Linked DNA regions of Homo sapiens: region 1 is linked to region 2. The links are chromatin loops, found by intact Hi-C in ENCODE. Cell type or tissue: endothelial cell of umbilical vein. All regions are shown on one strand. Links, peaks and the distances in the headings refer to the core of each region. The heading gives the core; the rest is flanking DNA. Region 1 has its middle 39 kb from the start of GFOD1. Region 2 overlaps LOC105374936 (a long non-coding RNA gene).

Evidence for each region. A loop is a pair of places that touch in the nucleus more often than their neighbours do. Peaks named below come from ENCODE experiments on the same cell type or tissue, not always from the same donor. Only the 100,000 strongest peaks of a DNase experiment are listed, where the experiment ranks them.
Region 1: it touches region 2 in a loop (2.6-fold over the local background); 12 of 110 quality-filtered maps call a loop at or near these places.

What each region holds. Positions count from the first base shown.
Region 1 is chr6:13,524,042-13,529,422 of GRCh38, reverse strand. No RefSeq gene overlaps it. Among named protein-coding and RNA genes, the nearest start is that of GFOD1, 39 kb to the right of the region's middle. RefSeq lists an enhancer at 2,489-2,608. In endothelial cell of umbilical vein, for the core only: no CTCF peak of the experiment used is centred there; DNase peaks (open chromatin) are centred at 1,002 and 2,572; H3K27ac peaks cover 1,641 bases.
Region 2 is chr6:13,351,683-13,357,063 of GRCh38, reverse strand. LOC105374936 (a long non-coding RNA gene) reads right to left here. Exons shown (of 3, transcript XR_926496.3): 2 at 4,465-4,535; 3 at 3,324-3,443. Among named protein-coding and RNA genes, the nearest start is that of TBC1D7-LOC100130357, 26 kb to the right of the region's middle. RefSeq lists a silencer at 1,359-1,448. In endothelial cell of umbilical vein, for the core only: no CTCF peak of the experiment used is centred there; DNase peaks (open chromatin) are centred at 1,413, 2,193 and 2,573; H3K27ac peaks cover 2,720 bases.

The DNA of each region.
Region 1 (5,381 bases), core at 209-5,208, 170 kb before region 2:
GATGTTAAAGGTGCCTTGGGAGATGAAGCTGACTGACAGGTGATACAGGAAGCAGGAAAGCCCTCCCTCCTCAATCCCATTCAAGTTAAATAAAACCCATTTTTATGGCTAACTATATATATAAATTCCTCTTCCAGTCAGCCCCGCTCCCTCGCCTGCCCAAACATTACAAAGCAGTTGTCACCTGGGCTTTGAGATTCTGGGTCTCCTAAATGGCCCAGCAGGCTGGGAGGGCCGCCCCAGGTTGCTGCGGGCCTCACGGTTTGGCCATAAGCAGGCCCTGCATTGCCTGTATTGTTTTGGGGCCCTGGAGGTTGCTTTTTGTTTTCAAGCTTGCTTACCTCTACTCTCTCTGTTTTCCTGATTATCAGGAGAAAGCCCTTCCTCTCCCCCTTCCATGGTGACAGCCTGAGCTGTGCGTGCGTTTCCCGCCCTCTCCTTTCCTCCTTTCCCACTCTAAATGCTTGGCAGGCAGACACAACTCCCTATCAGAGGTGTTGGTGCAGAAGTTGTCACCTCTGCCTACATTGACAACTACACACTGTCTGCTCCAGGACTGTGTAAGCACAGCCAGGCTGGAAATTGATTTGCTCTTTGTTGCTGCCTTCCTCTTGAATTACATTTTTTTAAAAAAAAGAAAAGTGAGAGAAGCTAAAAGTAAAAAGACAGATGCAGAAGAGAAATACAGCTCTCAGATCTTGCTTCAACTCATCTTTCTTTTGGGGGAGGGGATTTCTTTCCCTTGGCTTTATTGAAATATAATTGACAAATAAAAAATAGAAATTAAAGGCATACAACACGGTAATTTGATATAAATATATATTCTGAAATGACTACTAGCATCAAGTTAATCAACACAAATGTCACCTTATATAGTTACTGTTTCGTTTCTTGTGTGATGAAAACACTCCATTTGCTCTCTTAGCAAATTTCAAGTATATAATACACGATTATTAAATATAACCACCAGGCTGTGCATTAGAGCCTCAGAACTGATTCCTCTTACAACTCAGGTTTGTATCCTTTGACCATGTCCCCATTTCCCCTGACTTCCCAGCCCCCCAAACCCCATTCTACTATGAGTTTGACATTTTTAGATTCCACAAATAAGTGAGGTCATGCAATATTTGTCTTTCTGTGTCTGGCTTATTTCATTTAGCATAATGTTCTCATCTATGTTATAAATAACAGGATTTCCTCCTTTTTATCAATGAAGAATACATATATACGTGTATATATGTACATATACACGTATATACACATATATATGTACATATATATGTACGTATATATATGTATATACGTATATATGTACATATATACATATATATATATATAATGTGTGTGTGTCCCATTTTGTTTAACCATCCCTCTGCTAATAGGCACTTAGATTGTTTCTACATCTTGGCTACTGCGTGACTAATGCTGCAACGAACACAAAGGTACAGATATCTCTTCCACACGCTGATTTCACTTTTTGTGGATATATACCCAGAAGTAGGAATGCTGGATCATATGGCAGTCCTATGATTATTTTTTGAGGAACCAACCCATTCTTTATCAAAGTGGAGGAACCAAGAAGGAAGTCCTGTTTAATATATGAGGCCAGGCAGTAAGGCCCTGCAGTCACTGATTGAATGCCACAAGAAAGGGAAGACGGCACAGCCTCTGGGAAAAGATATTGGTGCTCCTTTTAATGTTTGGTGTGCTTAACACAGTTGCTTTTTTTTTTTTGAGATGGAGTTTTGCTCTTGTTGCCCAGGCTGGAGTGCAATGGCGTGATCTTGGCTCACCGCAACCTCTGCTTCCCGGGTTCAAGTGATTCAGCCTTCTGAGTAGCTGGAATTACAGGCATGTGCCACCACGCCCAGCTAATTTTGTATTTTTAGTAGAGATGGGGTTTCTACATGTTGGTCAGGCTGGTTTCATACTCCTCACCTCAGGTGATCCGCCCACCTCGGCCTCCCAAAGTGCTGGGATTAGAGGTGTGAGCCACCACACCCGGCCCACAGTTGCATTTTTAGAGAAAACATGAGCCAGAGCACATTGGTGCTGAAGCAACTAGTGCTCAAATGCTGTGTGGCTTTGGCTAAAGCCCTTGTGTGGGCAGGGTCAGGATGAGAGGGGTCATCCCCATTCATTCTCCACCTCTCTCTACCCTGACTGTGTGGCCCAGGAGATGCATCTCTAGGGACAGCTTCACCAAAGCTCTTTGCCTGACAGCTTCTGGGCATTCCTGGCTAATGGGGGCACCTGGCGGGGATGGAAGGGAGGAAGGCCGCCCTGGCAGTGGCTTTGTCCCACAGCTCCTGGGAAGCAGTCCCTCTCCCAGCTCTGGCGGTCACTGGGCTGCGGTACCATATTCTGTCCCTTTGCCCCTGCAGTGCTAGGGGGGTAACCACTCCCAGCGTTTGTTTTCTCTGGTGCCACACCGCCCCTGGTGCCACACCGCCCCTGGTAGAGTCAGTCCTTTCATCCTGCCTGCACTTCCGTAAATAGTCCCCTCATTACATTTTTTTTTTTTTTTTCAGTTAAGCAATTTGGAGTGTGCCATCTGTTTCCTGCCCGGCTCTGGCTGATACTGTGACTAACCTTTTCACTGAGGCTTAAAATAAGTTGGTGATGCCTGTTTACACGGATTTAGTAGCCAACACCTGCAGCTTGCTGTTTTAGGTCTGAGCTTGCAAATGAGCCCCTCTTGCCAGGGTCTTAACTGTTGACTCTGTACTTTCCAAATTTTCTATAGGGGTGCTTATTATTTTGTTTCCTAGCCTGAGTTTGCGGTTTGCAGTGAAGTAGGACTAGCAAAAATTTAGGAAGCTATAGGATAGAGTGGTATGGCTGCATGACCTCAGCAATTGCTTAACCTCCTTGTGCCTCAGTTTTCCTCATCCCTAAGATGGGCATCATAATAGCACAACCTTATCTTATAGGGTTTTCCTGAGGGTTAACTAAATTTAAGTGTGTAAAGTACATAGCATAGGGCATGGCACATAGTAAATGCTCAAAACAGGTAGTTCTTATTATTATTTTATTGGAGGAAGGGTTTTACTCAGAATTATATGATAAGGTTAGAATCCCAGCTCTGCCATTGAGTAGATGGGTGACCTTGGAACTATTACTTAAACTCTTAAACTCTTCGAGTCTAAACATCTACATGGGATTAGTAATGCTTGTCTCACTTAGTGGTTGTCAGACCAAAATGTGATCATGTGTAGGAAAGGTCTTTGTAAATATTTGTTTTGTTTTGAGACAGGGTCTCACTCCAACGCCCAGGCTGGAGTGCAGTAGCACGATCTCAGCTTACTGGGTTCAAGTGATTCTCTTGCCTCAGCCTCCCGAGTAGCTAGGATTACAGGCATCCGCCACCACGCCTGGCTAATTTTTGTACTTTTAGTAGAGACGGGGTTTCACCATGTTGGACAGGCTGGTGTTGAACCCCTGTCCTCAAGTGATCTGCCTGCCTCAGCCTCCCAAAGTGCTGGAATTATAGGTGTGAGCCACCATGCCTAGCTGGTCTTTGTAAATTCTAAACCACAAATATGAAGTACAAACTGAAGATCATCTGATCTACACATTGTAGAAGATTCCTTTTTGTCCTGCATGGGTCTTTGCTCTGGTTCATAAGTTAGGAGGGTTTCCTAAAGGAAAAATGGGTGTTTGTTTCTCGTCTAATCATTATGGGGAATGTAGTTTTATCCGGGGAAGAGAAGAGAAAAGGCAGTGTGGTGATTTTGGAGGGAATTTGTCATGGTGATGCAGGAGGAGTGAGCATGTGTCAGGGAGGTATAATTTATTTTTCAGCTTTCTGGAAGCATGATGCTCTTCAGAAGCCTGAGGCCAGCACTCCCTGGCTAGGAGGCAGGCATGTCTAGAAACCTGGGTGACAAGGAAGGATAAGGCAGGGGAAGACCTGTGTTAAAACTTGCGCCATGTTGGCCAGGCTGGTTTTGAACTCCTGACCTCAAATGATCCACCCACCTCAGCCTCCCAAAGTGTTGGGGTTAGAGACGTGAGCCACCACATTAGCCGGGCATGGTGGTGGGCACCTGTAATCCCAGCTACTCAGGAGGCTGAGGCAGGAGAATCGCTCGTGCCCAGGAGGTGGAGGTTGCAGTGAGCAGAGATTGCGCCACTGCACTCCAGCCTGGGCAACAGAGCAAGACTCCGTCTCAAAAAAAAAGAAAAGAAAAACTTTAGACAAGGTGAATTTAATAGAGTTTAATTAAGCAAAGAGTGATTTGCAAATCGGGCAGCCTCCGAAATCAGAAAAGGTTTAGAGAAACTGGCAATTCCGCATGGTTGGAGAGGATTTAGGGACAGAAAAATGAAAGGGACAGTGACTACTGAAACAGCCAGATTGGTTACCGCCTGGCTTCTGCCTTATTTGCACATGGTGTGAACAGCTGGCTGCTTGTTGTGATTGGCTGAGACTCCACTACTTGTTCCTAGAGTAATTTACAATCTGTTTATACCTCTAGTTGGGTTACAGTTCACTGTGTATGGAGACACCTTTAAGCTGAATGTAAACTATGTAAGGAGGCAACTTCAGGCTAAACTGGAATATTCAGCCATGAGAAAAGAGACAGTGCAACTGGGCTGGAATGGACGGAGAGTTGAGGGGCTACAGAGACCACCACTGCTTATCTGAAGGGCCCAGCCTGGGAGTGCGACACTAGACTGCATGGGCACCTAAGGCTGTCCCAGGATGTTTGTGTTTACATTTCCTCTTAAGTGGGCCTCCCTCTACAGGAGCCAGTATATGGGATGCTGCTTAAATAGATCGTGCTCCCCACTCCCAAAAGTGGTCCTTGTCCACATCTCCGGCTGTTTTTGGTACAGAGGTGCAGAAAAAAGTTTGCTGTTACAGTTTCCGGTTCTGGGCTCCAACCACCCACATATAATTTGCTCTGTTCTTCTTGCCCTAGGTGATTTCTGGAAAATCCTGCTGGCTCAGCTCCTCTGTGATCTTGCTGACTTTCCACAGCATGGCCTGAGGCCCATAGCACGCTCAGAGCCCGCAGTCCTCCCTGAGCCTGGCCAGCTAGCGGCAGGGCCTTGTGGCCTGATGCAAATGCTACCACTACCCAAAGGCCATTTATGAGACTCTCCAAGCAGCTGCCTCTAAAGGCCATCCTACCAGCATTTAAATGACCCTCATACAAGTTTTCTTCATCTCGGGGCTCTCCTACCAGCTCCTGCTGCCTTTTTTTTTTTTTTTCTGGCAAACATATTCTTCTGTGACTTTCTCTTGATTGACATGGGGTGATGGGATGTTTCTATGCTCCTATTTGGGTATTTTTAGAAGCTGACTGACTGACCTGCTCCTCCTTCCTAGAATGGTTTAGTTTTTTGTGTCACTTGGTAGAGACACTGCAGGG
Region 2 (5,381 bases), core at 262-5,261:
GAGCCACTGTGCCCAGCACTGACCATTTAAAAGAGCGTCTTTGCTTACTTCCTTCTTAGCAGTGTTTAAGGGCAACCATCGCAGATTGAGCTCAGCCTAATTTCAAATTTGCATGACATAGAGTGTTTTATGGAGGGGCTGGCCTTTCCTTTCTATCTTTTGCTGAGTCTTAGAGAATGCTCATGAATGTTCCTTCTGGTCTATGGTTTCCCCTTCACTTAAAAATAAGAATTAATACTGCAAAATCTGAAATCTCATTCACTCCTTCATGAGCAGGTCCTGATATAAATACATCCAGAATTCAGTCCATCTATTATGATAACATTGTAGCAACCCCCTGTATCCACATAGATTATTGTCTTGAACATATGACATTCTCATACCACATGATTCTGCAGTAAATCTAACAGCAGTTCTAAATAAGGCCAAAAAGGAGAGTGCTTTGTCAAAACTAAAAGCACCATCCACCCAAATGTGAAGTGTCATCACGATGGCATCCATTCCCCTAAGTTTCTTTCAGCAATGTGACTTGAGAACCAACCCTCAATGAAAACTCGAATCTCCTAACCAGTTATATAAATTTTAAATCTAGGAGCTAGTTCTTCTTTCATGGATTTTGGATTCTCTTTGTGATGTTGGTTTGTCTCAATTTAGTCCCATTTCTTGCTTTGTAAACCTGCGATTATATGCCTCCTAGTAAACCACATGATATGATCAGCGCTGCTTTCATAGTCTCTGAACTGTTGCTTAAAAAGAACAGATATAATTGCATGGTAAGTCATTCAGGTTGCTCTTTACTGGTGAAATGAAGAGAAACCTGGGTGTCCTCTGATGTCTGTCTATACACCCCACCTCCCTGATTCACAGAACCATTTTCCGGTTTCACTTCTTGCTTCTTTTATCTTGTGCATTTTTAGCACCTGTTGTGACAAGCCTGGGTGACTCGATCTAAAAAATGAAATGACTTACAATTACTGTAAGAATGAATTACAGATACATGATGTATGCACAACTCTGTATAGAAATGAAAACAAAAATAACTTCACCTCACTCTAATTCATAGGCTACCATGTTATTGACCCTTATTTACCTAACTTTTGCTTAAGCAGGAAAGATCCCTCTGCCTAGATATCCCCTGGGCTTGGCGCCCTCACTCCTCCACCCCAGCCCTTATGCATTTGGCAGTAGTAATGGCCCCTGCAGGGAATGTTGTCCAAGAAGTCTAGATGATAGAGATGAAGAAGGCACATCACTTCACAGAGTTTATGCCAAGTCACCGCCAGAAGCGCAGTGTTACAATTTACTTAAGCCAAGACTGCTACAAAAAACTGATGCAAATGGAAGCTATTCAAAATCCTTTGCCTTGTGCATTCAAGTTGAGGCTCCCTTTTGAATCCTATCTCTGAGTCTACATCTGCTGGGTAAATTCCTGAACGATGACTTGAGCTGTGACAGCTTTTGTAGCATTGCTGTGGTCCAACCACAACTCTGTAAGATAAACTACCTAAGCTGGTTGTTGGACTTCCTCTAAAATGTCATTCTAATTATAGAAACACCTTTCTTTCCTGATTTTATACAGATTCTAATCACCTTAACTGCTTCTCTTCAGCCATGAATGAAAGCGAAAGATTAAGTCACTTTTAGAAGCCTTCTTGGGCAATTATAGATTAATTCATTTCTCGCTCATTGAAGGGACTCAATCCTAGAACAACAGTCTGGAATACATGTGTATGTATGCCCCTTTGTCTCTGACCTGCTCATCATTGGCCATCAATGCCCTGGGAAGGAGGGACCCTAGGAAGGCCTGAGGGGCTGCACCTGATGTGCAGGTCATGTGCACAGACCCCACAGGTTCAGGCTCAGTGTTGAAATTCCCTATGTCATTAACTCCCTTGTAGGAAGGATGAAAGGGTCTAGATCAGATTTAAGTCAGACATAGGCTATTTGAGGCGCCTGTGGGAATGGCAAATCACTCCAGACTCCTCAGAAGCAAAGGCCAAGCAGGCCTGAGAGCTAGTGAAACTCCAGGGAGAGGAGCAAGACCAGGATCTGCGCTTTCTCAGCTTCCCAAAGCTGTCTGTCTCGGAACTAACAAATGAGGCTGACTCTTCAGAGTTCTAGGCCAAGGGATCCGGACTTGACACTCAAGTTTCTGCCATGAAGCAAAAGACAGAGCTAGCCTGGAAAGAGCAGCTCTGTATCACTCCGGCTGTGAAGTGCTAAAACTCGACATCTCCCTGAGGAAACAGGAGAGAAGAAAGGATGGAGAGAAAAAAAGAGAGGAAGGAGCTGGCATTAATGGACCAGCAAGGGAAGGAGAAGGGAGCAGGAAAAGCGGTAGTTCACGTAGGGTAAATTAGATGAAGGGGAACAAACAGCGAAAGGTCAGAGGGCTCTGCACTTAAAATAAGGAAGCTTGTGAAGATAAGTAAATGTTGCCTGAGATATCTGAAGTAGGGTTCCTCTTTGGCTGACAAGCCTTAATCTGCACTCTGGAAACAGCTTGTATGAGGAGGAGGACGGCAGACAAGGAGGAATGAGGGAGGAATTCTTACAGGAACCATCTGGCTGAGTCACTTTTAGGGCTGTTCAAAGCTACCCAACTGTTGACATTTCCTGGAAATTCTTTAATGCCAACAATTGTGTTAAATGAGCAACATCCTTAAGACCCCGAGTGCACCTTGGATCCCCTCGTCCTTTCTTGTTGCGTTTGCGATTTGCAAATCCCCTGAACCTGAAGTCTTCAAGGATTCAGCATCTGCCATTTCACCATGTGTTAGTCCCCTCCCTGGGCCCCTTCAAACACACTCTCCACTCAGAAATCTACCATTTAGCCTTTATTTATTTATTTATTTATTTATTTTTGACGCACGCACAAGGCTTCTCACTCCTCCTCAGCTTTCAAAGAATCCACCCACTAGGCTGTCACTTCAATCTGCTGTCTCCTCCTGCAGCACAGAATTTCTGAAGAAAGTCCCCAGGTGAACCAGCCTGGCCAGCAGAAATGGATGCTCACCCACTCCATCTAGCCCCTGGCCTCTGCTCTCCTGGACTCCCTGGCTCAGTCCTCAGATCAGTTCCGGAACTTCTCTCCTTAGGTTTCCTGTAACATCCGGGTTTCTCCCTTACTTGCTTAAAACAACCTCTTGCTTTCATTCATCCATTCATTCACTCTGAGGCCATCTGAGGAAAGCTTCCTTACCTGCTTTCCTGATGACCTAATATATGCTGTACCCACCTACTTCCTCTTCCTTGAATGGGGAAACCAAGTCACAGGGAAAGATACATCTCTCCCTTCTAATGCTGGATCTCATTCCTTACAAGCCTGCTCTCATTCTCCACCTCCAATCTCTCTGTGTCCATTCTTCTCTTCTTTTCATCCGTCAGTTATGCCAGTGGCTCCCAGCCTGGAGTATGAATCTGGGGGCAGGGGTGTCTCTGAACTTAGGTGGGGAAAAAAATGCATCTTTATTTTCACTAACTCTAAGTGAAATTCAGTATTTTCTTTGATTATGACAACAAATCACAATTGTGTAAGCAATATCTGTGTCTTTATCACCAATAGAAATCACATCTATTTTCATCTTTTTTTTTTTTTTGAGATGAGGGTCTTGCTCTGTAGGAGTGCAGTGGTGCAAACACAGCTCACTGCAGCCTCAAACTCCTGCTCTCAAGCAACTCTGCTGCTTCAGCCTCTTAAGTAGCTGGGACTACCAATGTGGACCCATGCCTAGCTAATGTTTTTAAAAATGTTTTGTAGAGACGAGGTCTTACCATCTTGCCTAGGCTTCACATCTATTTTCAGATCTCATTATTGGTTTTGCGATATCTTGAAGTGGCATTTATAGTCATTACTTCTCTGAGATTATGGAAACCAGTAGACCACAACCAGCTTTTGTTATTTAATACTTCAATGAAAGGCTTATACATTGTTTTATTGATAATTTTTTTAAATTTGGAGAACGATACATCAATATAATTTATTATTTTGTAATTATATGCATACTGTTTTGCACACTTAAAAACTTTATTGGAGACCAAGACAGGAGGATCCCTTGAGGCCAAGAGATTGAGATCAGCCTGGACAACATAGCCAGATCCCATCTCTATAAAAAACATTTAAAAATTAGCCAAACATGGTGGTGTGTGCCTATAGTCCCAGCTACTCAGAAGGTGGAGGTGGGAGGATTGCTCAAGCCCAGGAGTTTGAGGTTACAGCAAACTATGATCGTGCCACTGCACTCCAGCCTAGGTGAAAAAGCAAGACCCTGTCTCAAAAATAATAGTAATAAAAATAATTTCTTTTAAAAAAACCTTATTGGGCAGGGAGGGGGGCCATTATTCCCAAAATTGGTCATTAGCTTCACCAGATTGCCAAAGATACATTTCTTAGTCTGTTTTGTGTTACTGTAACTGAATACCTGAGGCTGGGTAATTTATAAAGAACAGAGATTCATTTCTTACAGTTCTGGAGGCTGGGAAGTCCAACAGCATGGCACTGGCATCTGGTGAGAGTCTTCTTGCTGTGGCATAACCTGGCAAAGGTCATTACACTGTGAGAGGGTGTATTAGTCAGGGTTCTTTAGAGGGACAGAAGCAATGGAATATGTATGTACGTGTGTGTGTGTATATATATATATATGTATGTGTGTGTATCTATATGTATACACGTATATACGTGTATCTCTATGTATACACGTATATACGTGTATCTCTATGTATACACGTATATACGTATATTTTTTTAAAAAAAATCCTTTTTTTAAAAAATAAGGATTTTTAACATCTCTCCACATCAGCACAGAACAATCTCATTCTTTTTCAATGGCTTTACTGAATGAAATCTGCATTAAAAAATTATAATTTAAAATATGTATTCGGCCGGGCATGGTGGCTCACACTTGTAATCCCAGCACTTTGGGAGGCCAAGGCGTGCAGTCACATGAGGCCAGGAGTTCAAGACCAGCCTGGTCAACATGGTGAAAGCCCATCTCTACTAAAATTACAAAAATTAAAAATTAGCCAGGTATGGTGGCACACACCTATAATCCTAGCTATTCAGGTGGCTGAGGCATGAGAATCGCTTGAACCGAAGAGATGGAGGTTGCAGAGAGCCAAGATCACACCACTGCACTCCAGCCTGGGCAACAGAGAGAGACCCTATCTCCAAAAATATATAAATAAATAAAATGGTAAAATGGTAAATTTTATGTTACATGTATTTTACCACAATTAAAAAAACAAAAACAAAAACAAAAAAAAACTTTTTGAAGCTCTTCAGGTAATTGAGCTGCTTTGCTCCTCCTGCCCCTGGTCCAGTCACCAGCCTGACATTTTGGAGACGCCTACTCTCACTTTGCCTCTTTTGCCACCATTCTGAG